2 separate regions of the Mus musculus genome follow, and region 2 is linked to region 1. The links are chromatin loops, found by intact Hi-C in ENCODE. Cell type or tissue: heart. All regions are shown on one strand. Links, peaks and the distances in the headings refer to the core of each region. The heading gives the core; the rest is flanking DNA.

The links. Hi-C counts contacts between places; a loop is a spot of excess contacts. Peaks named below come from ENCODE experiments on the same cell type or tissue, not always from the same donor. Only the 100,000 strongest peaks of a DNase experiment are listed, where the experiment ranks them.
Region 2: it touches region 1 in a loop (2.1-fold over the local background); 2 of 42 quality-filtered maps call a loop at or near these places.

Annotation. Positions count from the first base shown.
Region 1 is chr13:102,902,808-102,918,715 of GRCm38, forward strand. All of the region lies in intron 4 of Mast4 (microtubule associated serine/threonine kinase family member 4), which reads right to left. Gm30106 (a long non-coding RNA gene) reads left to right here and starts at 4,995. Exons shown (of 4, transcript XR_382843.4): 1 at 4,995-10,936. In heart, for the core only: CTCF peaks have their summits at 3,512, 3,760, 5,309 (motif pointing left) and 7,049 (motif pointing right); a DNase peak (open chromatin) is centred at 3,564; H3K4me3 peaks cover 1,654 bases; H3K27ac peaks cover 1,590 bases.
Region 2 is chr13:102,950,021-102,965,928 of GRCm38, forward strand. All of the region lies in intron 4 of Mast4 (microtubule associated serine/threonine kinase family member 4), which reads right to left. It overlaps Gm30106 (a long non-coding RNA gene), which reads left to right. Exons shown (of 4, transcript XR_382843.4): 4 at 6,331-6,494. Among named protein-coding and RNA genes, the nearest start is that of Gm30106, 50 kb to the left of the region's middle. In heart, for the core only: no CTCF peak of the experiment used is centred there; no DNase peak of the experiment used is centred there; H3K4me3 peaks cover 2,512 bases; H3K27ac peaks cover 5,274 bases.

The DNA of each region.
Region 1 (15,908 bases), core at 2,513-10,512:
AAAAGAGAAACCTTAAACACTTTCCTGTGAGAGGAGAGACTAATAAGCCAGTGCCATACTGGACCAGCAAGGCTAATATGATGTTGGCTTATACAGTGAGTGACAGCATCTGTCATCATTCAGGTTTTTAAGGTAAGAATGAAGAAGCAGCTGATCTTTCAAAGCACAGGAGTAAAGAATGCCTTTGGAAGGGACGGACTCTTCAGGTGAGGATGGACTTGGAAAAGTCAGGATTTAGATTACTTAAGAGATATCCCTAAAAGGGAAGACAACAGGGTGAGTATAACACTCCCCATATCCTTAGGGGGAGACACAGCTGAAATGTATAGCATTTTATACATACACATGCATACCACTGCGACAAGGGCTCTGCCCTTCAGCATTCTAAATCTACATACAAGCTGAGCTCCCGCATCTGGAAACTCAAAATCCAAACTGCCAGAAAAATCATAAACTTTGAGTATGTTCAAATGTTTTGGTTTAAGAGTAGTTTCTAATTAGGGATGTTCAATCAGTGACATCTGTGCACACATGCCAAACTTTTTGTTTGTTTGTTTTTTTGGTATTTTCGAGACAGGGTTTCTCTGTGTAGCCCTGGCTGTCCTGGAACTCACTCTGTAGACCAGGCTGGCCTTGAACTCAGAAATCCGCCTGCCTCTGCCTCCCAAGTGCTGGGGTTAAAGGCGTGCGCCACCACCGCCCGGCGTCATGCCAAACTTTAAAATACCAGAAATCAAAAACTCATTGGTCCTAAGCATTCTGGATCAGGGATACTAGACCAGTAAGCAGGGAGGAAGGTTAGACAATAATTAGATGGACAGACGTGGGCAATTTCCAAATGCCACATTCCTAGAAAGGAAAAAAGAAAAGCCATTTTTCTGCTTTCTTGAACTGAAGACAGGCCCATGATTGGGAGGGAGAAACCAGCCTTCCTCAACTCTCCTCACCCAGGTTACATCAGACTTAACTGGAGTGACCAGGCTGGACCAGATGCTATCCTAACTCAGGTCTGTCCAGCCTTACACTTCAGACTCGTTCAATAGGACCAGCAACAGGTGGGCGGGGACCAGGAGAAAAGGTTCCACCTGCTTTTCAGGACCAGACACACAGGTAGTGGCAGGGCTTCCTTATCTCTCCAAGAACTGGCTCCAGGTAAGGGGACAGTTGTGCCACAGCCAGACCTGCCCTGCTGGGAAATAGCAAATGCTCGAATCAAACAGGACAGATGAGAACTTTAGTAGTTAGTACTGCAAGACACAACGGCCTGTTCATAGAGCCCTTGCATTGCTCCTCAACTTTATCTGTTATGTTGAAAACCTGGGACCATGGACCATGGAGGACACAGTGTAAAGAGACAGGAGAGGGCCAATACCAAGAGGTTATCTGAACAAGAAAAATAGCCACATGCTTGATGAATCCTATGTGCTTTAGGCATGAGCACTGTTCAAATTGCATTAATGATATGATTTTAAAGCCTTCCAGATCTCTCTCTCTCTCTCTCACTCTCTCATACACACACACACACACACACACACACACACACACACACACACACACACACCTGCGTGTGTGGACATGTGATTTGTGGATGTACATATATGAAGGAGTACTCTAAAGTGCAAGAAATAACATAGCAAATTTGGAAAAAAAAATGACCAAGTTTCTGAAAGTATTTCACATTTGCATTTGCACTATACATAGCTACAGGTACTACTGCACAGAAAGAACCATTTTCTTGTATTCTCTAAACAGCAGAGCACAGAGATTACAAAGTTCCAAATCTGATAGTTGGCATCCTGTTTATTCGACTGGGCTGTTTCAAGCATGTTTGCATGTGCAAGCCAAGCCAAATTTTAATTTAAACAAACAAACAAACAAGAATCTGTACTTTTTCAGAGAGCGTAGTTCTTGAAACCCACACTAATGCTACTTTTTGCTTTGGACAGAAACGGGGATGAGGCATGTCTCCTTTCAATCTTTCGGCTCACCAGCTGTCTGCAAATGCATCCTGATCTCCCTCTCACTTGCAATGTCAGCCCTACCTCAACTCTCAACAAACTGTACCCCACCCACATCTGTTGTCATATATATATATATATATATATATATATATACATACACACACACACACAAATATATATATACACATATACATATATATACACATATATAAACATATACTACATATATACATATATGATATATCTCATATTACATATACACTTATAATGTATATATCATATATTATATGTACATGTATAATATGTTTTATATAACACACACATATTATAAATGAAAGGCTGGCTTTATATTAGTAATAAATGTCAGCCAAACGACAAAAAAGTCAAAATGCCAAAGTTGTACAGATCTTTAAAAGCAGTCACTGAGAATCATGCTCGCTTGGGTTATCTCTGCAACACAGATTCGCATCTTATAAGTGGTAGATGGACTATCTAACATAGGGGGAGCCTCTGGAAGGCTCTATAAGGAATGGAAGGCTCTGTAAGGAATGCCGTAGGCCCAGGTCTGGGTGTATGAAATGATAAAAATACAAGTAGATAAAGGGACAGAGACAAAAGCCCCTTTGCCAGGCAGGGCTCAAGGCAATGCCTGAACATCCACACTGCAAAAGAATTCCGAGCCCCGCACTCATGGAACCCCTAAGAAGCTCCACCAAGGAGAGGAACTACAGAAACAGAGACCCCCTGGCAAGGCACAAACTTTTCAAACTGCCACCAACAAACAAAATCCCAGACGCAACCGGGCAACCGGGCTCCGGCAGCCCCCAGCCTCTGATAGAGAGAGCACTCCCTGCTCCAGGGCAAGGTCCCGCGTTTTTACCTTTGTGTGCGCCGAAGCCTGTTCCCACTCCTCAAATGAGGCAAAGTAAAGTTTGAGAGCACAGTCCAGAAATTGGGGTCAGACATATCCATTTCTTTCTTTCTTTCTTTCTTCAATTCACCGTGAGTTCAAGGCCATGGGATCAAAACGGAGATGGGGAGAAAAAAAAAATAAAGGAAAAAAAATCCCAATTATCTACTCACTCCCTTCAGAGAAAACGTGCGGTGAACTATGGTCTCAGGAACAACTCGGAGACTGACTGAGAATTACCCTTCCCGTGCTGGCCTTTAATTAATGCACAGCCATCTGAAAGGTTCGGGAAACTTACTTCCTCTTGTGTTTGCCCTCTCCTAGGAAGCCTTGGCCAGCTATAAACAGTAATTACAAGAGTTTAGCCTGCGTTCTGCTCAAAATGCTGTCTCCGTGTGATTCAGTCCAAGGTACTTTGTCATCTGTTTGGCAGATACCATCTGCAGCTCCTGGAGGGGTGGGGTGGTAGGAGGAGGACTATTTTAAGTCTATGGTTCCGGGAGGCTGTTGCTTATCAGCAAACCCATTCACATCCGAACATGCCCAGTACGAAGCTTCCTTTTGGCGTCTACATACAAGGAAAAGAATTTGAACGCAAAAGCTGCTCTTGCCCTCCCCTTCTGGGGGGAAAAAAAAAACCCAACACCATGGAAACTTGAAAGCACTTTTAGAAAATTGACCTATGGGAGGACTTGAATCTGACACCTTTCTGTAGGATCCAGTTGGAAGTAGGGTGGCAGGGCCCTGGCTCAGCCCCTCCAGCTGGGTCTCGGGGAAAGAGAGCGGCTCCCTGGTGTACTCTGCCCAGGAGCAGGCGCAGGGCTGGAGCATCCTCGCAGTTCCCCCCCATCCCAGGGTCTGAAATGGATCGGTCCCTCAAAAATAAATAAATAAGTCCAGCTGCCGCACCGGAACACTAGTGTGTGCTGTGCACACCTGAAAGCTTGGGTGATTCACCATAGGACGAGGCACAATTGTGGCGCTCGGAGGGAAGTCCCTGATGACTCCGGAGGTGACGCTACCTGTTGTCTGGGAGAAGCATGCACACGCCAAGCCACCACACTCACCAGAAAACCTCAATGACACAAAATTCACGAGTTTACATCCATTTGACCGATGACTACAGCGCACACCTGTTTGGCCTCATGGATTCGAGAGATGGATCTAGTTAATGATCACCTATGACGTGTAAATGGACTACTTGGCACTGATTTAGCAACATGAATTCCTTTCCCTCCCAGTATGTTAAGAGTTTGATGGAGTAGAATACAGGAAAAGGATGAATCTGATTGTTACTCACTGAGGAAAAAGACACACACACAAAAAAAAAAAAAAAAAAAAAAAAAAAGCGTGGTATTTAAATAACGCCCCAAGTCACAAACGTTTATTCAAAAGTATATAAAGAAAAACATTAGAATTTAAGTCAGTTACTTCTAATTTAATATTATATCGTATATTATTCAGTCTTATGGTCCACAGAAATAGTTTCTCACCCAAAGACTCCAAAAGGGTTTGATGATATTCCTCAGACAAGGCACTCATACATGCAATCCCATTTTCTTCTAGAGTCTCTTCAGATCTTTGAGACTCATAGAGATAAAAGAAAATCATAGAGCCCACCCAATCTTACATAGGGGAGACTGAGGCTTTGAGCAATAAGTGGCAAGAACAACACCCCAACATTTACCAAGATCCTAAAAGCTTCGGTTGGCTGCCTCTGCCTTCTCAAATAGTCATCCCTCACCGGCTTTTGGCGTTTTAATGTTTTGAGGCACAGCCACCTCTGCCTTGACAGCTTCAAGCATACTAAGACTAAAAACATATAAAGTCAGGTATGGTGGTGCACGCATGTATGCTCAGCACTCAGAGAAAGCAGAGACGAGCCACTGCCTGGGTTCTAGGGCCATCCGCTCTACATAGCAAGACCCTGGTTCAAGAATACAAAACCAAAGAAATAACAGTAACAACAACAAACCCGGCAAATAAAATTGTGTGACTAGTGAACATGGATGGGTGGGCTCTTTTCTTGTTCCCCAAACAATATGTTATAGCATCCATTGCCTCAGGATACAGGTTTTATTTTATATCGAAGAGTACGTAGAGATGGTTTGCCACATGTGGGAGTATGCAGAGTCCACACGCACACATTCTGTCTTATAAAATTTTTGTTAGAAAATTTTAATGTTCTTTATTTTATTTTTTATTTGTTGCTGTTGTTGTTTTTTGTTTTTTTTTTTTTTTTTTTTTTTTTTTGAGACAGGGTTTCTCTGTGTAGCCTTGGCTGTCCTAGAACTCACACTGTAGACCAGGCTGGCCTTGAACTCAGAAATCCGCCTGCCTCTGCCTGGATTAAAGTGCACCACCATGTGCTCCGTGTGCTTACAGGTACCCCCTAGTGGCCCAAGGAAGTCATCCTGTCTCCTGAAACTGAGATTACACACAGTTGTGAACCACTAAATGTGAGTGCTGGGAACTCAGTCTACAAGTGTTCTAGACTGCTGAGCCATCTCTCTAGCCCCATGTCTAGGAGGCTTGAACATCACTGGTCTCTGGAATCTCAAAAGATCCCAGATTGTAAGATCCTCATGAATACCCAGAGATGTCTGGCCACTCTCAATGGTATAAAGTACACTCTGAGAAGTGTAAAGAAACCCATGCAATCGTTGAGTTTCTCTCTAGTGATTGTGTAGCCTGGGCCATCCTTTGGTTTGCAGGCTTCCTTGTACTTTGGAAAATGTTTGGCAACATCCCAGACTCTTTCCATTAGATAGCAGAGGTGCCAATCAAAAATGTCTGCAGACACTGCCAATGCCTTCTTGTTGGGAGTCACTGTTCTAGATCATGTCTCCCTCTGAGAAAGGAGTCATATTGTCTTTGATTCTGGCCTCAACACTTAATCTAACCTTAAGCAAGTTATTTAATCTCTGCCTATTTTCCCTAATTATAATATTGGTCCATAACAGAACCAACCTCTGGGAGTTGGCATATGAAAATGAAAATGAGATGACCCATCTAAAACCTCTCAGTACATGTAATGTCTGTACTGAGTCAGTGCTGACAATATGAAGAATCTAAAAGAACATTTCACTCAATGATGTCATCCTGGAGAGAAAGGGCAGTCCAGCATGTTCCGTACCCTCCAGTGCTCTGAAAGAGGGTCTTCCTAGATAGCAGCCACGTGGTATTTACTTGGCTGCTTACTGCTGCCTTCCCTGTGAGACTGTTTCTCAGGGCAAAGGCCAGATTATACTGTATTCTGTATTTCCAGAACTGAATAGGCTCAGACTTACACAGACATTTTTAAAGATGCTTGCTGAATAGTCATTTCCACTAAGCGTCTACTCTTTCTCTTATGAGACACAAGATTGAGCAGTATGAAGACATCCATCAATACCCTCACAGAACCCTAAATTCTCAGTATTCTTACAACAATGTTATTAAATTCTGAAGGCTTTCTCTTACAACTCTTTGTCACCAAGGATATCAGTACAAACATTTCTTAGGTCCTAGCATGACTTCAGGAAATATCACAGGCAAACACAAGGAAAACTCCCCTTTGAGTACCCTCTCTACATCCCATAGACAAACCAAAGATTTCCTGAGCTTGTTGAGGAAGAGGGGTGCCATAGAAGAGCAATCAAGGTTGTGAGAGAGGATTTGAAATTGTGCTAGAAAAATCTTGAATTCAGGTATCTACCCCATGAAAGAAGAGAGCAGTTGAGGGATAAGAAATAGCTGACTAGCTGACCAGGAATATTAGAAAGACTGTATGCGACTAGGGTTGCAGCCACAGAGGGAAAAGGTGTGGGAAGGGGAGTCAAGTTTCCAAGAGGAGTGCTTAGTCATATACACAGAGGGTGAAGATATATACATAGGGCGAGAATTCTGCTCTGAATGGGCTTAAGTAAGACCTGATGTCTTTACTTCCCAACTCTCCTCCATAATCTTTCTAAAAAGTTCATTTAGTTGGCATTGCCTATAAGCATGGCAGCAACTTAAATGGGTCCACTGATATAATCAACCCTTTACTTTTCCCTCTTCACCACCTCTGCTTTCCATTTTCAGGAATATCTGAAACCTTCCGATGCTAATAGCTAATGTCAAAGACTTTTTACAATTATGTGATCTAAAAGTATGAATGTGCATATATGGGTGCAGGTACTCAAAGAGTCCAGAAGAGGGCTCTGGATACCCAGGATCTGAAATCACAGATCACTATGAGTAACCCAACATTCGTGCTGGGAACCAAATTCTGGTCCTCTGAAAGAGTGGTACACGCTCTTAAGTGCTACCTCCAAATTCTGGTCCTCTGAAAGAGTGGTACTTGCTCTTAAGTGCTGCCTGCCACCTCCCAGACCCCAACACTAATTTTAACTAAATATATTGGATTATTTTCCCTGAAAAGGTTTGGGAAGATCTGAATTTACCCACACTGAAAAGGTAAGACTAGGTAAAGTACACACACAGCTAGCGATATATTAGCTAATACAGAGCAAGTACTTGATAGATTCCCACACTCCCTGATGATAAGAGTGGGTGTGACACTCAAGTGTAACCTGTCTTCTAACCTGTATGACTTGATTTAGTAACCTATGATTCAGAAGGCAAGGCAGTCGGTAAACATGGGATTGAATTTGTCAGAATTACTGACATTTCCTTACAGACAAAATAATTATATAGAGAGGAGAGGAAGCACAGTTGAGTTGCAGTTGCCATAAAGCTGATGAACTGAGAAGAAACTGAGCCTTTGAAGGCCTTAGAACATAGCTGGTCTTGGCCAACACACAGACACTCAGCAAGATGTTCTACTTATTGGACAGCCACTAAGCCAATACAACAGTGGATATAGTCTGGGATCCAGACTGCTCATTCATTTATCAATATGTCAATATCAGTCACTGCTTCTCCAAGGAAGGCAAGTGGGATGGGAAGATAGGTTTGTCACCCAACTGGGAGGGTAGCTCTGGAAAAAAAATGGTAGAAAACAGAAGGTCTAATCCTTTGCAACTCATTCCCCTCATATGTTTCGTAATGTCCTTTTTACAGATCTTTTACTCTCCCTCCAGATGCCCCATGCCCAAACAGAATAGTATTAAAAAGCTAATATCTATGGACAGATTTGTGTGTACTATATAGAGATTAATTTCTCTGGGCCAAGTTGTTAGGACTGGGTAGCTTTCAACTCCCTGTTTAAGAATCTGTGTCTGTGTATCTACATCCAGGGAGGATGCAGAGTTTCCATGAAGACTCTACCTGATCCTGGCCTAGTGGCAATTCTGCTGTAAACTCTCTTGATTCATTCCTACCCCTGTGTTCAGCACCTAAAAATGAACGAGTATTGCTCAAGGTGGTTCACATCTGTAAGTCCATTAGGTCGGCTTCTAAACTCTTTCCTGAACTTAAGGAAAAAGGTCTGATATGCACACTGACTTTTCTAAATGAGAAAGTCTACAAAAATAGAACCAAAGAGGGGTCAAAATAAAATGTAGGAAAAAATGTAGAAAGAAAATAGAAAGGATGCTATATACAGGAGGAAGAACAAAAAACACAATGAACAGTTGGAAGACAGAAACTCTCTTATGTTATTAAACAAATGGATGCTTACAATACTCAACTGTAAGAAAGATAAACAAGTTAATTTTATATCCAGCTACTGCACAGAAGCAGAAGTTGGCCTAGTCGGCCATCACTGGGAAGAGAGGCCCTTTGGTCTTGCAAACTTTATATGCCCCAGTATAGGGGTACGCCAGGGCCAAGAAGTGGGAGTGGGTGGTTAGGGGAGCAGGGTGGGGGGGGACTTCTGGACAGCATTTGAAATGTAAATAAAGAAAATATCTAATAAAAAATATATATAAAAGAAATGTACTTGAGCAGATGACTCACTGTTAGAAATTCAAAGCTACCTTTCTTATGCTCATATGTATGTAATACCATATTTTTGTGCTGGAACTATTGCACTTCTTTTTACAAAGAGAAGACAAACAAGAATAAAAATTGTATGGACAATTCACCAGATTTTGGGGGTATTTTTCAAAATATCGTCGAAGATACTTTATGTCTGTAATAGATCCATATCTTCTTTCTTCAGGGAAGAGTAGGCAACCTAGTTGGTTAAACTTTATTCTCATGTATGATTTTGATGATTAAAAAGAAAAATAAGAAAGATAAACAATAAAGAACTGGTAGGGATACATCTAAATGGAGAAACCCATAGCAGACAATAATCAGGTTGTATCACCCTAGGAAAAGGTGTGTGTGGGGGTGGGTGGGGGGTGGGGGTGGGGGTGGGGAAGTATCATAAAGTAAGATGCAGAGTTCTAAAATTATTGGGTAAGACAAAGAGTCAATTTCTCTTTCCTAATAGTCCGTCAGAGAGCTATATAATCCTCATGGTTGGCGTGAAGAACATGTTCTAAATGGTGACGGGAGAACGGAGATGGGACAAAAAATGGGAGGAGAATGCAATGTGTCCCACAGACATTCTGATCTTAGGAGAAGCAGAAGAGCAGAAAGATAGGAGAAAGTAAGTATCACCCATGAACCTAAGAGAATGGGCAGAGATGGGGAATGAGGACTTCTACTCAAAGTAGCCTCTTGACATGTGTGATGGATAAGCATGGTGGGTCAGGCCTGGAGAGCAGGCAGAGAAGCACTTCTAGGAAGGAAACCCTTGCAGTTCTCTGCTCTGTCAATCAGAGGACGGTCCTGTGAAAAAGACCACAAATGAGATGGATAGAGCATCCTCTGCCCCCCAGAGGAGAGCAAGGACATAGAAAAGGAGGTAGAAGGAGGCTATTGGGCGATCCATAGCTGAGAGGTGTGATCTGAACGAGAATGGCTTCCATAGGCTCCTATATTTAAACCGTTGGTACCCAGTTGGGAGAATTGTGTGGGAAGGATTAGGAGGTGTGGCCTTGCTGGAGGATATGTCACTGGGGTCAGGCTTAAAGGTTCCAAGAGCCCTCTTCTGTCTCTTGTTTGTGGATCAGATGTAAGTTCTCACTACAGTTCCAGCACACTTTGCCTGCCTGCCTGCCTGCTGCCATGCTCCTTGCCATGATGGTCATAGACTCTAACCGTCTGGAACACTGAGCCCCCAAATCATCTGCTTCCATTTATAAGCTGCCTTGGCGACAGTATCTTTTCACAGCAATAGAAAACTAAGACAGATAGGCTTCTCGACTTTAAAACAGCTGTCTGGAATATACATCAGCAAATCGAAATCACACAGACCTCTAACAGGCGACCAAAAGAATCACGGAACAGAGGGCAACTCTCTGAGGTCAATGACCTCTTCTCATACACAGGAAGGCTCACACACACAGCGAGACCAGACCTTCCCTGCCTCGAGACGGAACCCGGCAGCCATTTGCTCTAGGCAGTCTTTGTGTAAGCCTGACACCCACGGTCGGTTAGGTAAATCTCTCTCCTGGGCTCTATCCCAGACAGCACCCGAAAAGGCTTCAGTCACTATCAATATCCAGATTTGGTTCAGATCAGTTCTCCTTCAAGAAGAGCTCCTTGCAGGCCGGGGCTGTGTCGCTTTCATCTTTAGATCTTTAATACCATCACTGAGCTGAATGTTAAAACAAGGGAGACGAGGAAGGGAAGACAGAGAGGTGACTGAAGGTGAAGAATGGGAAGCGTCGGGCTCAGCAAGGGTAAGAAGACAGCGAGGATGAGCTTTCTCACAGGGAAAGAGGCAACAGCAGCACAGTGACTGCCAGAGCCTGACACCCTGAACAACGGACGACACTACTCTTGTTTTAAAAAGCATTGCCTGCCTGCTCTTATTTGAGCTTCACAGATCCATAAGTCCATTCCATTATTTATGTGTACTGTACCCACTATGAACATCTATTACCTCAGACTCTGAAATGTCACAAAGGAGGGGGCCTATGCCTATGCATTTAATTATGAGCCGGTGGAGGTGTAGGATCAGTTATGGATGAGATGCTAAGTGCTTCTTTGGTCATCAGTGAACCCTAGTCAGTAAGGAATACATCTCAGTGTGGAGTTAACTTCAAGGACATGGTGCTACTTGATCCAGAAGCCTGGGTCCAAGGTACATCATTTCTCATTCAGTTCCCGAGAATGAATTACAGTGCAATTATAAAAAGTGACAATTTGGTTGAGGCAGGTCAGTGTGGTTATATTTAGCCCTTTAGAGCTGACACCAAGGCCTTTTCTGTAATGTAAGATTATGGTTAATTTATCAGTTCATCTTTTCCTGAGTATTTTTCCAGGTCAGATAACCATGGGTATAGAGAATTATCCCATTAAAATGAGAGGAATTATCCATTAAAAGGAGTTTCGGTCAAAGTACCAAAAAGAAACATGCAGACAGAGGTAGAGATGGCGTTTCTGCAATAAGCAGACTTTTCCTCTATTGTTAAAGCTGATTCACACTGTCACAAAGCAAGAGAACATGTCAGTGAAGACATGGAAGGTAGCCAAGCAGTTTTCAAGCAGGCTTCAGATGAGTTTCTATTAAGTCACATCATTTTTATGCCAGTAGAAGCTTTTGAAGAAATATTAACTCATGGGGGAGGGATAAGCAGAATGCCAGTCATGAATAGCTATCACAGAAATATGGTTAAAAATATCAAATATCATTTTTACATAATTGGAAAAGATTAAAAAGTGATAGTATCCAATGTCTGCAAGGGCACAGGGAGACAAGTACTCTGTACCAATGTTCTAGAAGCAATTTGGAAGATGAAAATACACATTTGTATATGGATACACAACATTTATTGATAAATCAGCCTGCCTCCCTCTTAGGCTTGAAAACCCCTTAGACTCATGGGTGTGAATGCTTGGCACACAGGGAGTGACACCATTAGTAGGTGTGACCTTGTTAGAATAGGTGTGGCCTTGTTGGAGGAAATGTGTCATTGTGGGGGTGGGCTTTGAGAACCTTAATGGTTCTACCTTTAAGCTCTACCCAGGGTAGAACTGTCTTTTCTTGGCTGCCAGGATGTAGAACTCTTGGCTCCTTCTCCAGTACTGTGTCTGCCTGGATGCTGCCATGCTTCCTGCCATGATGATAATGAACTGAATCTCTGAAATTTTATGCCAGTCCCAATTAAATGTTGTCCCATTGCCTTGGTCATGCAATTTCTTTACAGCAATAAAACCCAAACTAAGATACCATCTTATAACAAAGACAAACAAGGTCCATTCCTGGTTATAATTAAACCTCCTGAGAAGGCTAGGCTAACTTCATGACAGGGTTCAAATTGGCAGAGAATGAGGCCTAAATCTCCATTGCCAAGAACTGGGCAAGTCCAGGCAAGTCCAGGCCTCAGAAGCTGCCCTGCCACCTGGTCTGAGACAAGGACAATGGGTCAGCAGCAGTTTCCAGACCTCCCCAGCAAGTTTCCAGCCCCCATGGCCTGGTAATGAAATGTCCTCAGAGGTGGAGCAAGACAAAGGTCACCACCTACCCTGGAATCCCCTGACAAGCTTTAAATCAGGCCTGCAAGCTCACTTGGTTGTCTCTCTATCTTGGTAATGAGGGACCCCAGCATGCTCTTCTTCTGCAGAATAAAAGCCTTTGCATTTACATACTATTTGAGTCAGGGGTATCATTCTTCATTGAATCACAGACCCTTACACTTTGTTTCTCAAGGACTGAGTTACGCCTCCACCTGTAACCTTAACTACAAATAGTTCTGTTTGAATAGTCCTGAGAAATGGCAGCCATGATGTTGTTTTTAAAAGGTTGTTATGACCACCCATTGTCATGACCATTTTATTATGACTACCTTGTTATGACCACCTTGCAACCATGTCTCTGTTTCACAAGAGGCTGTAATGATCCACTTTTTACTTTCTGCTTCTGTAGCCCCACCTATTGGTCTGTCAAATTCCCCATTTGGAAACCCTCTACCCACAATCTGTAAAAGCCCTTATCTTGCCTATGTCCAATGCTTCCTTAGGGGGAGGCAGCCCATGTACATAAATTAAAAAGTTTGCTTTAATTGCTTGTTTTAATTAACTTGGCTGTGATGATTTGTGCCGTGGTCTTTCTCCTCACATCTTTAAAATTAACAATATTTAGGTCTAATAAATATATGTGTGAACTATAATGCACAAGAAGATCTTAAGGTATGGAAATCAATTCAGAACTGCTTATAATAGTGTGTGTGTGTGTGTGTGTGTGTGTGTGTGTGTGTGTGTGTGTGTCAGGAGTGGGGTGGGTGTGGCAGGGGAGGCAGGATTCTAAAGGTTCAAAAAAAGAAAAAAGGCAATTTTTTTGGTCCCAAAGAATTGATCAGAAACTGGAACTTAACAAGTATAGACCAGAACTGCAGCCTGGATAATAAATTCCAGAGCTGTCTCTAACCCCAAGATAAGCTGTGAATATGGTAGATGTTGAGAAACATTCAGAGGATGTGATTGCAGTCAGGGGTCCAGGCTACCCACATGGCTCTTAGGTGCAATTATTACAATAGCAACAGAGGCTTATGCCAGATGCTAATGCACTCAGAAAAACGATGGGGACAAAGCCCAAGAACGCAAAGAATGCAGCTAGAGAGATCTGGATGTGGGGAGAGATTCCAAGCTAGCAGGGTCAGCTCAGTCCTAGCAGGGTCAGTTCAGTTGGTGGGGGGGGGGGGAGTGGATAATTGGGTATCTAACCAGTAAAACTGTAAGAGAGTGAATGTATAAGGCTCCAAGCCTTTACTTAGCTCATCATAAGTGGCTATAGTAGCCAAAGGAAGCAAACACACTGTTTTTACAACATGGGAAAAATGAGACTTGTCCTTGCAATTATATGAAACAGAAGCTCTATGACTGCTTAAACCGTTCTCTCAAAAATAAAGATAAAACATCTTAGTGAACATGTTTGAGATTATGGTTAATACTTTTATTATTTAAACATTTTTACGTTTTAATAAAGAGTATTATTATCTGGTTTCATGTAGACTGTGTGTGTGTGTGTGTGTGTGTGTGTGTGTGTGTATACCCAAGGGTGACACTGAGCTTCTCATCCTCCTGCCTCTACATCCCTACAGCTAAGATCGCAGGCATAAGTCACCACACCCAGTGGTTCATGAGGTCCAGATCAAGCCCAGGAGTTCTTATACGATAACTGAGCACACCACCAACTCAGTGGCTCCAGTTTTTAAGTTAGTTACTTTGACTTGAAAAAAAAAAAAGTCAAAATTCAGTTTCCAAAATCAACACATTTGGCAGTTTTGTTCTCATGACTGTGAAGGTTCAGGCTAATCAGAAAGTGAGGCTGTTCTGAAGAGTTTACAAAATTAAGAAAGAACACACACTCTCGGACATTTTCATAAGATGTGATTGATGGTTTTTGACACACAAAATAAGATGCACGTGTAAAAGCTCTATGAGCCTTGAAAGTAAATACTAAGCCTGCTTTTCAAAAGAAGTCATATTCCTATTCCCAGGAATTTTATAATATAAAAAAAGAAAGAAAATAAAAATATCTCCGTCTTCCAGGCATAAATCCTTACCTGTCTGAGGCAACTGGGCAAATGGGTATTTTTGAAGCCGAATAGGTTATAAATCTGCACAGTGCTTTGTTTTATGTTGAATATATGCATTGGCTATTTGCAGGGTGGTAGAGCCCTGCATTTATGCAAACTGTTTTGAATTCTAAGCCTGCTTCCCCACATTCCATATTTTCTTCTTTCACTGTTTAAGAACAGAAGAAAGCCACTAAGAAAATTATCCAGGAGAATACAAGCCAAACCTGATGGTCCTCACTGGTGCTACTGAATGGCTGTCATTAAGCACACGTAAACTTGCTACCTTCAGACTTTCCTAGCTTTCATTACGGAGGCCTTGATGAAAGGGACAGCATGCATTTTGGGTGCCAAGAGTATAAATGTTCTTTGAGCAGATAAACTGTCCCAGATTCTATAAAAGACTCATAAGAGGCACCACAGTGACCACAACATGGTTTCTGAAGAGACTGTTAGTTAATGACAGCTATGGCAAGAGTCACTAAAAGCAACCAATAAGATAGCAAGTGGACGAAGGATGGGTATTTAATTACTGTAAAATAAGTATTGTCCCCATTAGTGGCCCTTAGGAGATCAAATATATTCAAAACTACAAAGAATGCTAATAATACATCAAGGAAAAAATGTAAAAAAGCCAGGTGACCCTGTGTTGAGAAAGCTGAAGAGAAAATGCTACTTAAAGTAACAGGAAAATGGGGGGTGGAGGGGCAAACACATTTTGTTGTATATAAAATGGAGAGAGAGAGAGAGAGAGAGAGAGAGAGAGAGAGAGAGGGAGGAAGAGAGAGAGAGAAAGAGAGAGAGAGAGAGAGAGAGAGAGAGAGAGAGAGAGAGAGAGAAAGAGAGAGAGAGAAGAAAACAAGCCATTAATTGATTGATTGGCTTTTTTGAGTCAGGGTTTTTCTGTGTAGTTCCAGCTGTCTTGAGACTCACTCTGTAGACCAGGCTGGCCTTGAACTCAGAGAGCTCCATCCCACCTCTTTGCTCTCCCCAGAGGGTAGCCATTATTTCATGTCTGAATGAACACAGTACCCTTCCTCCCCTCCAGGCTCCCTGATACTTGTGAAATTGTCACTTCCAATCTGTCCAGCACCCACATCTGCCTGTGGTCCTATCACTCACCCAGGAAACAACTTTCAACAGCTTGCTACGTCCCCCCAGTTGTGTTTCTCCCAGGGTGCCTTCTATACCCATCACTAACTCACACCAGACTAAGGGAGCAATGCAGATTTAGGGCTCTTCTCTACACCAAACAGTTCATGAATTTTGAGAATGAAGTTCAGATCTGTATCACACCAAAATGTCAGGTGACTCCTGTACAGTTTGGGAGGCACGTCTCCAGAAAATTAAGACCAATTCTGAATGATATTTTATTACGACATCCATCATTATCTTTCTTGCCTTGTCCCTGGTCGTGGGTCTTTTTTGGTGGTTTAGGCTTTAGTAATAAAAATGTGCACTTGTCAGAAATACCACATTACTTTTGGATCCCCAGACACAATAAACCCTGCCATACATCTTGCACATCCTGTTCCT
Region 2 (15,908 bases), core at 2,855-10,854, 48 kb after region 1:
TTCTCCAGTTGTTTACTGCATTCCAAGTGTTGAGCAAGGCACATGGGAAATAAAAGAATCTAAATGCAGGTCACGAGGTCTACCTAAACCAGGTAATTAAAATTCTATCTAAATGATTTCACAGCAGTGCGGATGTCTGAAGTCACTGACAGGGGACAGGTGCGAGACATCAGCTTGAGTTGAAGCTATTAAATCTCTCTCTGTCCGTTAGCATCTTTCTCTGTAGTCAGAAGCAATCCTCCCCTGCGGCTGACAGTGGCGGGTGGAGGCGAGTGACACGCTTTTAGTTTAGTAGTCAAGGTTCTGCATAACGAGGCCCCAAATCAAATTAAAATTTTTGAGATGGTCTCTTATCTCCCAGGCTGGCCTAGAGATTGCTATGGAGCTGAGAACAACTCTGAATTTCTGATCCTCCTGTCTCTGCTACCAGAGTGCAGGAATGATAGGTCGCACAGTTTTATGTGGTGATGGGGATCAGATGTAGGTTTCATGTACCATGCTGCTAGGTAAGCATGCTACCAACCGAGTTATACCTTCACTGCCAGAGTCAAGTTCTAATCCTTAACAATCTCTCTCTAACAACTCTATTTCTCTTCCATTCCACCCTCCTACTAGACGATCAGCCCATGATTTTCAAAAGATTGTTATATTTATTTGAGAGAGAGAGAGAGAGAGGGAGAAGAGGGAGAGGGAGAGAGAGGGAGAGAGAGAGAGAGAGAGGGAGAGAGAGAATGTGTGTGTATGTGTGCATGTGTATCAGGAGGTGGAGAGATGTGTATATGTGAGGGTATATGGGAGGAGGTTGGGAGAAAGGTGTGTGTGTATGTGTGTGTGTGTGTGTGTGAGAGAGAGAGAGAGAGAGAGAGAGAGAGAGAGAGAGAGAGAGAGAGAGAGAGAGAGAGAATGTGTGTGTATGTGTGCATGTGTATCAGGAGGTGGAAAGATGTGTATATGTGAGGGTATATGGGAGGAGGTTGGGAGAAAGGTATGTGGGGGGGGGGGGGAAGAGGAGAAGAGTGGGAGGGAGGGAGGGAGGGAGAGAGAGGACAAACCATAACACACACAGAGGTCAAAGGACAACTCACAAGAGCCAATTCTCTCTTTCTACCCTTTGAGTCCTGGGGATCAAATTGAGGTATTCAGGCTTGACAACAAGCATCTTTATCTGCTGACCTGTCCCTTCAGGCCAGGACAGACACTGAAATAATTTCTTACTTCCTAGAGTTGCTCTTTTTTGTTTTGCTTTGTTTGGCATAGTTGATGCCAAACCTTCAGGATGTCTTGTGGTTCAGCTAAAATACACTCACTCATTCCATAAAATTTTTCTCCCCCACACTCTTCGACATTACCTTCCTCTACTACCACAGCATTTCGACTGCTTGCATTTTGAGTAGCATACTGGTTTATGAAAGACACAGAGAGGTCTGAGTACCCTGAAGAAACTCCCATATCTCATGCGTAGATCACCATACCTCGACAGCTTACAAGAGCAGTGGAATTCTCCAGATAAATAAAAAGATTTTCCTATGTTTTAGGATCTAGATGATGCTTTATAAAAATTATTACATATAACTTTCAAGTGAAAATTTGCTTTTTATAATTATAAATACAATCCTACTAGCGCACTAGAACCAAAGTTCAAAGTCATTAATTCATCTCTCTAGTCAATTTTCCCCACACATTTTTCATTCAATCTTATTTTAGAAACATGACAGAAACAAATGTGTAAAACTATGAAAATACCATCCAAAGATTTTAAGTTAGGGCTTTCAAGGCACTAGCTAGGAATGACAAAATTGTGTTCACTTGCTTAAAGAAAATAGAGCTTCAATTACTGTGATTAATATGCTGCCCTTTCCAACTGAAAGTCTACTTCAATTAAAAGACTGACTCTACTTTCTTCCTTAAGATGAAAACGAACAAGTATGTGGAGTTCTCTGGGTAATATTCTGTTAGACACATGGAGACATCGTGATACCAAAATTTAAAAATTCCATTAGAATATATAGAGCATAATACAGTAAATATTATTATTTTCTACCATGCAATCTTTACAGCAGGCTGTCCAAATGTCCCCCAACGTGTAAGTGCTGATCTTGGTTAACTGCTGATGTCACTATAAGATGTTGGGAACTTACAGGAGGCGGGGCCTAGTTGATGAGAGCAGAAGGCACACTGAGGTCCCAGCCTGCTCATTCCCCTCTGCTTCCTTACTGTCAGGGCGTGTTCAGCTTGCTTCCCACCATCACCTTCTACCTCATGCCAGGGTCGCCACAGAAGGCGTTATACAAAGCTATTCTCTGTCTCTTTTTCCTAGGAATGAGTGTAGTCCTGTCGGCAGGAAATGAAACGAAGTTCAGTCATTAATTCACTTCCATAGTTAATTAATTCTTTCTCTCAGATTCCACAGTAATGGCTTGAAACCAGGAGCCAAAATACACCTTGCCTCTTTCTAAGTTGTCCGGCACTTTTGTCACCGTGACAAAGAGAACACAGACACAGTTTTGTTTTGTTTTGTTTTTAATGAACGAGAAGAATGGAAATCAGCCTATGGGTTAGGGGTATTTATGGTCAGAGTTAGAAAAAAAAGATTTTTAAAGAATACAACTCCTTTTAATAAATACTTTATCCCATAAATTAGAGTGTCTCAAATAGTTTGTAGGGACACACATAGTGTGATATAACATAAATTAGGGAATTTTCCTGGGAATTGTAATAAATTATATCATCTTAAGAGAAGGACCAAAACTTGACAACAAAATTAATCCAAAATCATTTCTTTTCTTAAAGAAAGAAAAGAATTCTTTGAGAATTTCATCCAATATATTTTGATTACATCCGTGCCCCACTCTTTGCCCTGATTCCTCATCCAAGTTGTTTCACGCGAAAATCTCGGGAGAACTTTTCATATGGGAGTCAGGCAAGCTATAACCCAAGACCAGTGATGTTCCCGAAGATGCATTGCATGGAAGGAGCAACCCAGGGAGCAAAATCTACCAATGCCCAGGAGGGCACCAATTCGACAGGAGGTTCCCATGTGTGACATGGGTGGGCCCCGAGGACTCAAAGATAAAGCAGTCCTGACAGGCCCTGGGGTGCGCTTACCTCCAGAAGTGAAAGGTCAAGAGAGGACTACAGGGGCTGCCCGGGCTGGATGGGGTGGGACTCAGGCTCCTTGGAGTGAGACTGAAAGTTAAAATAACATCATTCCGAGTGGGAGAAATGATTGCAGTACAAATAGCACAGCTCACTGGAGGGATGAGCTCCCCTCGGGCCCAATCACCAGGACCTGATTACCAACAGCATCAGGTCATCATCTAATCACTTGCCCCTTTCGGCTCTAGAGTACAGAATAAGGAGGCAACTTCCTGCGGAAAATTGCATTTAAAAACCACGGCTGCCATTTTTCTTTGAGCCTTTTCTTTGTCACAAAGCAACTGGTCTGATATCGCCATAGCGATTTTTTTTTTTCTGTGCGTCAAAGACAATCTAATGTTATTTTCTATGGAATATACATTGACTATAAGCTTTCTACATTGGGAATCACGGATGAGTCTAGAGCAGAAGTAGAGGGAAGTGGTCATCAGACAATGTAGATAAACAGGTTAAAATCCTGACGTTTTAGAACAGCAGACATTCACATGTTCATGTAAGACAGATGTGTTCTTAAATACTGAGAGAAGCAGATCTTCCTTTTAGCAATGACCCAGGATTATTTTGTTCTTGTTGTTGTTTGCTTGTTTTTTGTTTTGTTTCATTTTTCCCTAAGCCTTAAGGGCAATGGTAACAGGGTTCATCATGCGTATATTTGTAATTAAAAAAAAAACTTCGAAAAATTATTAAGAGTGTCTATAGACTAGTTTTTATTTCAGAGAAATTTTTCTTTCCTTTTCTTTTTTTTCCCCCCAATTCAGCAATCACTGGGCCATTGTAATACTTGCTTCTCAAATTCATCCAAACCACTAAACACTTTTAGTAGCCAACTCTCAAGTATTCATCACAAGGCAGTCAGCAAGATGCATTTCTCCTTTGTGATTCTGGCCCCATGCCTATCCACTGGTAGAGAGGTAAAAACACCCACTATGCTTTTCTTTCCTTCTTGTGTGTGATAGGCACGCACGTATGTGTATGCAGGTATGCTTGCCTGTGTGTAAGCTAGAGGTTCTCTTTAGGACTTAGCCCTCCATTGCTCTCCCTGTATTTCTCTGATCTGGTGTCTCTCACCGAACCTGGGGCTTGCCATTTTGGCCCCTGGGTTGGGTTTCTCTTGTTTTCAGCCTTCTAGTTCTGGGGTTATAGGCATGCATCTCCAGGCTCGACTCCTACAAAAGTTCTGGGATCATAATTTAAGTCCTTGTGCTTATACAGAAAACAAAACAAAACAAAACAGAAAAAAAACCACTTTGCCCTCTGGACCATCTTCCTAGCACTAATATTACATCAACAATTTTATCAATAGATCTTACCAAAAGAAAAAAGAAACAGCATTGACCCTTGTCAATTCCCAATTATTTTTACATGACAAAGAACAGACTGAGAATAAGTTATTCTGCTACTAACTCTTAGGTGGAAGTGAGCAACTCTGACTCCTGTCTTAGAACCATGTGTTTCTTTTCTATTATTATCAGATATTTCCTTTATTTACATTTCAAAGGTTATCCCCTTTCCTAGTTTCCTCTCTGAAAATCCCCCTATCCTCTTCTCCCTCCCCCTGCTCTCCAACCCACCCACTCCTGCTTCCTGGCCCTGGCATTCCCCTATACTGGGGCATAGAACCTTCACAGGACCAAGGGCCTCTCCTCCCCTTGATGACCGACTAGGCCATCCTCTGCTACATATGCAGCTAGAGACATGAGTCCCATCATGTATTTTCTTTGATTGGTGGTTTAGTCCCAGGGAGCTCTGTTGGTAACTGGTTAGTTCATACTGTTGTTCCTCCTATGGGGCTTCAAACCCCTTCAGCTCCTTGGGTACTTTCTCTAGCTCCTTCATTGGGGAGCCAGTGTTCTGTCCAATGGATGACTGTGAGCATCCACTTCTGTATTTGCCAGGCACTGGCAGAGTCTCTCAGGAGACGGCTATATATCAGTAACCTGATATAGCCGTCTCCTGAGAACCATGTGTTTCTTAAAGAACACACTGACTGCCTCTCTACTGGATCATGGTTCTACATTATATCATGTGCTCTTACCTGAGAGCGAAGGGTCTAGGAATGAAGCTCTCTATATAGGAGAGGTTTCAAGCCAGCTCCACAGCACCATTGGGTGGCACAGAGAATTGGAAACAGTAGCCATATAACCTTAAAGTTCACTATTATTTGAAAAAGTTTAATATTATCTTTGTCTCCCATTGTGTGTATAATTGAGAGTTGGCTGCATGTGTCACAAACTGAAGTGTGACATTGCTCAATATATTTCCACCTATTTACTAAGGGGTTCCAATGAAGCTCGATAGCTTCTAAAACCATTCTCCAGGTTGGTTCCAGGTCTTGGCAAATTAAGGATTTGGATTCCTTCTGCCATCAGAGCACTTTGGAAGCTTGCTGTTTTTAAATGTACTGTACTTGAACTTAGCAGCTCATTGGAAACCTCTCAGGAATGCTCACAGATACATCAAGCATTTTCTCTATGCCCATCAGAGTCTTATCTGTCCTTTCCTGTCCTAAAATAGCCATGCATGGGCCCTCACGCCATGCTGTCTCCAGACAGAAGCATGTATGATGTGTGAGGTGAAGTGTTATGAAGCAGCTGTGAAATTTATAAAAACGATGACTTTATAGGGAATAGAAAGTTGTCACAAATTTCTGCATGAGATGACAATTTGTTTATTTCTAGGATTTTTGTTTATTTGATATCTCACATGTAAGAAGCAGGGATCAGAACCTGCCCCCGTGTAACTGGCAGATGCTGGACTAAATTTACAGAGCATAAAGAATGCTCCTGCAGAATCCTAGAGTGCCTAGGCAACAAACTCGCCCAAAAGGCAATTAGAATGTCTCAGGAGATAGCATTCCTAAACTATTCTAGCCTATTAGGTTAGTGAATTGAGACCTTGTCATGTGGTCTCCGAATAATTATATTACATACTTTTTTATATGCTTTTATATACTGTCAGGGTTAAAACTTCATTCTAACATTTCTACTGCTTCTCTACAGTGCCTAGAAACTGAATTTACTCAAAGGTGAGTTTTCTCATGAATGGATGCAAAGCTAGCCATGCATATTATAACTTTACATTCAAATGTAAATAAAATAATGAAAGTAAATGGTGTTGAGAAAACTTCCAGGGCATGTAAGTATAATCCTGTATTTTACTATCTCTGTTCCCTAGGTGAAAGCAACAGTCTAGATGCACGCTAACATTGACCACATAGAGGCCAGACCAAAGAGGAGCTATCTGATACCCAATCAAAATCCAGAGATGTTGGTACTCAGCTGATTTCTGTATCCTGTGTCATGAGCAACTTCATAAAAATTGTGACAACCTCTTAGCCTTTCAAGTCTAAAACAGGATATATCAATTGTATTTTATTTTTTTAAGTTACTTTAAATTGTCTCCTTGTGTTATGGACAAGATTTTAAAGATGGAGCGAGGAACATGCTTAATATGAAATAGGATCTTTGAAATTCAAAGGGAACAGGGGTCCATGGCTCAAAACCAACTCCTGTAGAAGGGTAGTGCTACGGATTCTACACCTGAAGCTGTGGCCAGGGATGAATGGAAAAGTAGAAGAACGTACAGCTCTCACTAAGATATTCCAAGAAAATTATGAAGCTTAATGCTACTGTGGGGGTCAGGTGGGAAAGTAACTAGGGCAATGGGCAAATACTAGTCCTATGTCTATTATGGAAAAACACTATACCTGACAAGAAGGACCTGAGAGTACTCCAACTTTTTATAAGCCAGCATTTTATTTGAATAAAATAAGCAGAGACTTTAAAGGGAGGACTGGTTTAAAAAGTAGTCACCAGGATGTTGTATATTAATTGACGTATTAATTTAGGAGATAATTTCTCTTGCCTCTACAAACTCAAAGGGAATGAATACTTAATTATGGACACCTAAGAGCTCTCTTCTTAAGAGAGTCCAGTATGTTATTATAGGGGATAGAAAGATTTCACCAAAAAACACATTCCCCTATCTGTGCTGTAAATGACACAGGTATTTTTATTTTCCTACCAGGCTCATATTTTACTGTTTATTCTTTAAAGTGTGTCAGCGCAGACTCACTCACAGCTTCTGCATCTTCCACTAACAGATTTAAAATAAAAATTTGCTGACACTTCCTGCATCACAGATGTCTAACTTCTGCGCCACAAATTTGATGTGGACATTTTCACGGCGCTGCATCAAATCAGAAGGCAGTGAGATGCATTAATGGGTTTGAAAAAAAAAATGAAGAAGAAAAGCAGAAAAAAAAAAACTAGCTAAGCAAACACAGACCTCAACTAGGTAAACACATTGCATGCCATGGCTGGAGACTGCAGGGAGGATTCAAAACGTTCTTCAGTTCATTAATATTCTGCTGCACTGAAGAAACGTGGGTCCCATCTAATGACCGTCACAAATAACCCTTCTCCTGCATGCCCAGCCATCCTGATGCTCTCTGTTAGTCAAGGCAGACAGGGGCCTTTCTTCAGAAACAGGCGTTATGAGCACAAACAAACAGCAAGAGAGGAGAAAGACATAGCTATACCATGGCCTACTGATGCATTCTTTCACAATGAGCTGTTAAGATGTTTCCAGAACTGAGGCACAGCAACTTTAAATATGCAGCGGCGCCTTCCTTCCCTCTGACTGCAGTGCAAGGAAAAAAAAAAAAAAAAACCCGGCTTGGTCTGGCTTTGCACATCAGCTGGAACCAAATGCCATGCATTTAAAACATGGTCCTCCACCTCACACTGCAGTGCTCTGAGGCTGTCAGTACAAACAAATGCTAAATAGCTATTGGTCCCCGGAATGAGAAAGCCAGTGTCATGCAGAAAGCATTAAAATATTAAAGGCAGACAATACTTACTCCAAGGTCAGCCCCGGAATCTGTAGTCTTTCCCGCTGGGCTTTCATGGTTGATATCTGTTACAGCGCTCTATTGTAACCATGACACACACACTCTCTGCCAGCGTCCCGGTGATGACAGAGCGCCAAAAGGAACCTCTCTAAAGGACTGGACTAACAACCTCTCAAGGGGGAGGGGGGATCCTGTAAGTTTGGGTCCTTCCACCTCCAGCAGAATCAAGAGCTGTCAGCGGCTTTCCTCAGGTTAACTGTGGTGCGCACTGCACTGATTTCGTTAAAGGAGCGAGGCTCGCAGCTCTGCATATCAAGTAATTGGTTTCTGATTTTTTTTTTTTTTTTTTTTAAAGAAAGTCGCTACACTCACAGACCCACTTTTTACCTCAGTGAAATAAAGAGTCCTTTTCACAGTGCAGACTGGAGGAAAAATATAAAGCAACAGTATCATACATAAAAGAGTTCCTCTAAGCAAAATGTCAACGACCCCCCTCCCCGTACAGCCGCCCCCTGACACCTAGGCACTGAACTTGCCACCCTAGGGAAGCTCTGTTTCTCCTCTCCTCAGAGTTACTCCTCAGCATCACTCATAGTCCACAAGCGATGAGGGACGGTGCCTGGTAGAAATAATTAGATTTTTTTTCTATATATGGCCATCAGCAGAAAGAGGAATAAACTAACTGTGCCAATTTGGGGGAAGTTGAACTATGTTTTAAAGCAGAGACTTATGTGGACGGGTGCAACCCCGGTGGTGGGAAAGTACCAACTAGGAATTGGAGAGACAGGAGCGTGTATCCTTAGTTTTGAAAAGCTGTTTTTAAGAACACCTCGGTAGACCATACTTTACAATGGTAAACCTAACATGGTAAAATCTAACATGGGTTAGAGATGGTATATATTTCACAAGCCAGAAAGTTTCATCCTGTATTTATTCAAGGAACATTTTTTTTCCCCACAGTATTCAAAACTTGGAACTAACTGCAGGGCTATTGTTGTATATGAAGAACATATCTGAGTCACTTCCTCTGATGCATTTGAAAATGTTTTAGAGTTTGGCAACCACTGGTTGGTTGAAATGAAACAGGGAAAGAGAAAAAAATCTTAAGTTTTCTTTCATCAAGAATTCTAATTTTTCAAGTACTACTAGGCTGGGCGTGTACACACACACTCGCACACACCACCGCAGGTGACATGATATGTTCGAACAGCTACATCCCGGGACTGTGAAGTCATCCTCCATCCTTATGCCAGAGCAGCAGCTAAGGCACACAGTGGCCTTGCCTAGGTTAGATGCAGCATCTTCACTCTTGCCATGGCACTGTGGTTCAGACGGGGCCCCATACAGAGGGCCAAGGAGAAAAGCCGAGGCTGATTCCCCCAATGCATCGGACTCTATCTGGCTTCCATTTGGTTTCTCCTAGAGTTACCTTCTCGGTATGAGCAACTGTTGGTAAGCCTTCTGAGCTGAGCCCAGATGAATATTCATGTACTGTCCCACAACTCTGCTCAATCCTTTATTTGCAAATTTTCTCTATGAAAATTGTTGTATTTTTAACTTCTCCATCAGGGTCAGTAGCCTTTACCTTTTAGAAGCAATAAATCCTACTGGAAGTGAAGCCATTAGATCACCCTTGTCTCTACAGGAAGGGCAATGGAAAGGCAAATAAAGTCTTTTTAATTGAGTAAAAGAAAAGAAGAAGAAATGATGAAGGCTTAGTGATCACAAAGAGATCAATTTTACTTAGAAGTGGTGATTTAAAATTATCAGTGTTATGATTAAAAAAATTTTAAATCAGCTACCTATAGCAAAAATAGTTAAACTCTGAAATTCTTTAGTTTTTATGGGAGATTCTCATTTTAGGAAATATACTTTAATCCAATCCAATAAACTTTTATACGTTGTTCTTCTCAAGTGTTTCTTCTCAAGCAATGGTCTAGGGACTGTTTTCACTAGCATGTCCTTTCAATACTTCTAATTTAATATATTAAAAATTAGACTCACCATCATGACTCTCAGATCCCAAATAACCCTTTGTCCAATGTCAGATGTGTGGTCCCTCTCCATTCTTTCTTCTGAAACCACCCAGATCCAAAGGTACAAGGATTCTTAGCTGGATTAATTTCCTATTGATCTTTCCACCATTCTTCCTAGGTATCCTCCTCGTTGTAGAGACCATAGGAAATCCAAAGTGGTCTTCCTTTCTGAAGGTTTCCATGGGTAACCTTTCTGAACAAAGCCTCTGCTAGCTTCCTTCTCATTCTCAATAAGACTTAGATACCAGGCACACTTGGGTCCAGATGAGATAGTCAAGTAGCAGTAAGAACAACAACAAAACAACTGTCTGAAGTCAGGAGCTTAAGAAAGAAGGAAGGAGAGTAGGAGGGAAGGAAGGTAGCCAGGGCCACGTTAGGGGATGCTAGAGAATGACCCTTCAGCAATGTGAAAATGTGGAAGGATCAAACACTTTGCTTTTCCTATGTGCTATATCTCACAGATAGGGAAGTGACTCTTTTATATACAGCATTCCAAAGGCTCAGAACAATACTCTTTTCTACGTGCCCATGAATCAGTGGATGTAGGCTGTGAGTCCTGCTGACTGCTGACATTACAGACAGACTTGCACTGGACATTATGTGTCTCCTGAGGCAACAATGAGACTTCTCAGTCTTACCAAAAAATGCCACGGAGCCCTGGAGAAAGCCAATCTTCTATATCAGAAGATCCATGTGCAGGACACAGAGATACAACATGTTAAATAGAATCAGGGGCAAGACCAGCAAAAGCCAATGCAAATGAGAGCTTTGCTAAAGTAATATGTTCTAAATGAATATTTTATATAGTTATTTATACACTTATTTTTAGTAAGGGGGAAAGAAATGGAAAGTTGAACCTATTAGACTAAAAGGGCTTAAGGTACTTAGCAACTAACTAATCCATTGACTTAGAGATTCATTGCTGTGAAGGCACCATGGCCATGGCATGTATTACAAAGGAAAATGTTTAATTGGGGCTCTCTTACAGGTCTAAGGTTAAGTCTATTATCATCAGGGTGGGAAGCATGGCAGCATACAGGTGCTTGAGAAGAAGCTAAGAGGTCTATATCCTGATCCTCAGGCAGCAGGGAGAGACAATGAGCCACCAGGCCTTGCTTCAGCTTCTGAAACCACTATCTCAGTGATATACCTATTCCAACAAGGCACACTTAATAGGGCCACTCCCTCTGGACCTATTCAAACCACCAGACCCATGAACTTTGTGGGTTCTGAAATCAAAGAAACTATAAATAATTAATCAGACATTTCAAAAGTAATGATATAGAACTTATACACACATAATAAGTACACATATAACATATGTGTAAATATGTGTACATATTTTAGCTCCCTTTTTGTTTCTGTGATAGAACACCCTGACAAAAGCAACTTCTAAAGGCAGAAAGGGCTTATTTGGATGCACACATCAAGGATATGCTCCATCATGGCAGAGAAGTTCAGGTGTAAGAGCTTGAATAACTGGCTATAGCACACCTACAATCAAAAGCAGAGACCTATAAATGCACATTCTTATTCAGCTTCCTTTGTCTTCTTATACAATCCGGGATTGTAGCCAGGGAATGATACCGCCCACAGTGGGCAGGCCTTTCTACCTAATAAACACAATCAAGACAGGTACACCCAGAAGCTCATCTCCTAAGTGCCTTGAGATTCCATCAGGCTGACAATTAACAATCACCATCTGATACAAAAACAAATACCCGTATCTGGGGAAAGACAATTAGTCGTCAGTATAATACCTCATAATTACCCTTAAATCCTTATCTTTCAGAGATGTACAGGAAAATAGTCACAGATAAAATAACGTAATCAAGGTGTGGTCCCAAATAAAAGGAAAAGAGAGAGGCTATAAAGTCGGTCATGGTTTACTCCTATATTTTAAGCCTCAGTGGGGGAGTAGATAAAAACTCACAGAATATCTGATATGTAAAGCTCCACACTGACCTGATCCTCCCAAAACCCTTCACTCTATGTCACTAATGTCTCATCCATCTACTTCATTCCCCTTGTACTTCTGTTACGGTTTGAATCTTAAAGAAACCCAATAGCCTGTCAGACCTCAGCCTGTAGTACTACTTGGGGTAGGGTGGAACCTTTGAGGTTAAACCTAGCAGAAAGAAGTTGGGGCATAGGCTCTACACTCTTGACGAGAACCCTCGGGCTTTCTCTCTTTCTTTGCTTCCTCGAGATTATTGGACTTGCTCTGGCGTGATGAGGGTCTCACCACAGTTACAGAATATCAGAGCTAGGTGACTATGCTTTGGACTGAAATCTTTAAAATGACAAACAAAACAAATCCTTCCTCATTGGAAGATAATTTCCTCACCACAGGAGGACAAACATGTTCCATGCTAACTGTACTCTCTGAATTTTCTTCATACCCTGCCTGGCTGTCCCATTTGGATACACAATGTTCCCATGCCTGGTGAGTCTTTCTCCTCATCTTAACAAATTTTTCTCTTCAGCACCTATAACCATTTAATCTCTTCTATATTTGATTGTCTACCTGCATGACTGGAGGCTCCTGGAACACAGGCATGATGTGTGATATGGCTCTAGTATCTCCAGGACCAAGGGCAGCTACCCTTGTATTTCCCAGAACAAGTTACAAACAAAGAAACAATTAAAAAAAAAAATGAAGGAATGGCTTTGTGTGTTGCAGAAGTTGTAGATTATAGAGGCTCATCCTAGAGTAATGTGACATGATTTTGGTGGGATAAGTACAGAGGACATTGGTTGACATTGCTTTGGAGGGCCTCAGAAAGCATAAGACAGGGTCCTTCTCTTGTTATATAAATGATGTCCAGTGACATGCATTTTTTTTTAAAAATATGTTATTTATTTATATATCATGTGTTCTGCTATTTTGCCTGCAGGTATGTCTGTGTGAGGGTGGAAGGTCCTCTGGTGCTGGAGTTGCAGAGAGCTGAGACCTGCTATGTGGGTGCTGGGAATTGAACACTGGTCTTCTGGGAGAAGAACCAGTGCTCTTAACCATTGAGCCATCTCCCTAGCCCTGATATTATTCATTTTAACAAACCCAGTGCCGTGGCTAATATTGAGGTCTTTTTATATAATCTCCTGAATAATAGTTCTCAATAAGGTTTTACAATGCCAGGGGACAGTTTTGGTTTTATGTTTCTGGATACGGAGGAAGATTTCTGTTACTGGCATCTAGTAGGTGGTCAGGATGCTGCTAAGCATCCTACAAAACAGAGATGACACCATTCTCTACAGTAAAGAACTACCCAGCCCCCAAATGCCTTTGTTGTTCTGGAAACCCCAATGAAGTAGAGACAAGGGCATCTCCCAGACACTTGGCATCAATGACCTGTTTTCAGCATCGTGACTCTGTTTCACAGCACTCTGCACAGGTGAAGAGGAGGGTGACCCTCTGATTGTTTTACATCTCATTTCACATTTCCGATTCACAGCAATCTCACTAACCTGAAGGTGTATGGAGACTTTAGTCCTGTTTTCAAGGGGAGTGGCTTTTTATAGCCAGAGCCCCAGAAGTATTTCTGAGTCACAGAAACCTAATTACTAAGGAATCCATGCCATTTCCCAAACAGCAACCCAGATAGAGAACTCTGCCAAGGAAAAGGTCTCAATATCCAGTAAAATAGGTTCCCCAGCTGCTCAGAGGGCAAAGCGGAGGAAGCTAACCCAGAAGTGATTCCAAGTACGCGCATCCGAGGCGCATGGCCAAAGAGAAGTCAAATCTAAGTAGTTTGGTGTCTCTGGTGAAATTTATGAGACAGATCTCCCAAATCTAATTCCTTTTCTCTTCTTTTCTCCTGAGGCTCAGGATGCTATAAGGAACATATAAGGTGCAAGCCGTGCGTGAAAGGGACCATCACTCTTTTCTTTTTCTTTTTTTCCAAGTTTCAGGACCTATTGATTTGTATTTTTGAACTTGTATATACACTGTGAACATTTTTGGTTTTTATCATCTCTAATAAAAGTAGCACAATTACAAGAAAACAGGTAAGTCAAGTAATTCCATTTTCACCCTTTTTACTCAACATGATAATAAAGGTTCTGGCAGATACAATGAGTTTTCAAGAAGGAAAACTATTTGTAGAATCCATGGGAAGAGCTAAAGATGTCCTTATCCATAGAAAAGATGACCATGTATACAGATGTGTCAAGAAGTTCTATGAGAAAAAAATAATGTAAAACAGTGTAGAATTGAAGTTTTTTTTTTTTTTTTTTTTTTTTTTTTTTTTTTTTTTTTTTTTTTTTTTTTTAGGATAGCTCCAACAAATGATTCAATGAAGCTTCAGGGAGTCTCAAAGCAATACCATAGAATCTCAAGATTTTTTTTTTTTGTGACTATATAAGAGGTTTAAATTTTACACTGGAAGTGTTACTGGAAGGAAGAGGACAGTAAGGTTGGCAACTTCAAAGAAAGAAAGCCTGAAAGAATCTAGACTTGCAAGAGATGTGAACACACTTATTGGAGAAGTAGAAGGATGCTTCAGCAGAGAAGTCAGACAAGTAGAAATTAAGACATGTCATAGTCACCTTAGCACACCAAAGCTCAAAGAAAAAGTATTGGATGCCCCTGAGAAGAAACACCTTGCCTGCAGGATAAAAGCAACTAGAAAAATCAGTGACATTGCCATCAAAAGCCATAGGCGGCAGAGAGAGGTGGAACAGCAATTTTCTTTTTTTATTAGATATTTTCTTCATTTACATTTCAAATGCTATCCCGAAAGTTCCCTATACCCTCCCTCCGCCCTGCTCTCCTACCCACCCACTCCCGCTTCTTGGCCCTGGCGTTCCCCTGTACTGGGGCATATAAAGTTTGCAAGACCAAGGGGCCTCTCTTCCCAATGATGGCCGACTAGGCCATCTTCTGATACATATGCAGCTAGAGACAGGAGCTCTGGGGGCACTGGTTAGTTCATATTGTTGTTCCACCTATAGGGTTGCAGACCCCTTAAGCTCCTTGGGTGCTTTCTCTAGCTTTTCCATTGGGGGCCCTGTGAGCCATCTTTTTTTTTTTCCTTTTTTTATTAGGTATTTAGCTCATTTACATTTCCAATGCCATACCAAAAGTCCCCCCATACCCACTCACCCCCACTCCCCTACCCACCCACTCCCCCGTTTTGGCCCTGGCGTTCCCCTGTACTGGGGCATATAAAGTTTGCGTGTCCAATGGGCCTCTCTTTCCAGTGATGGCCGACTAGGCCATCTTTTGATACATATGCAGCTAGAGTCAAGAGCTCCGGGGTACTGGTTAGTTCATAATGTTGTTCCACCTATAGGGTTGCAGATCCCTTTAGCTCCTTGGGTACTTTCTCTAGCTCCTCCATTGGGAGCCCTGTGATCCATCCATTAGCTGACTGTGAGCATCCACTTCTGTGTTTGCTAGGTCCCCCTGTGATCCATCTTATAGATGACAGTGAGCATCTACTTCTGTATTTGCCAGGCACTGGCATAGCCTCACAAGAGACAGCTATAACAGGGTCCCTTCAGCAAAAATCTTGCTGGCATATGCAATAGTGTCTGGGTTTGGTGACTGATTATGGGATGGGTCCCCAGGTGGGATATTTTCTGGATAGTCCATCCTTTTGTCTTAGCTCCAAACTTTGTCTCTGTAACTCCTTTCATGGGTATTTTGTTCCCTATTCTAAGGAGGAATGAAGTATCCACCCATTGGTCTTCCCTCTTCTTGATTTTCTTGTGTTTTGCAAATTGTATCTTGGGTGTTCTATGTTTCTAGGCTAATATCCACTTATCAGTGAGTGCATATCTAATGACTTCTTTTGTGATTGTGTTACCTCACTAAGGATGATATCCTCCAGATAGATCCATTTGTCCAAGAATTTCATAAA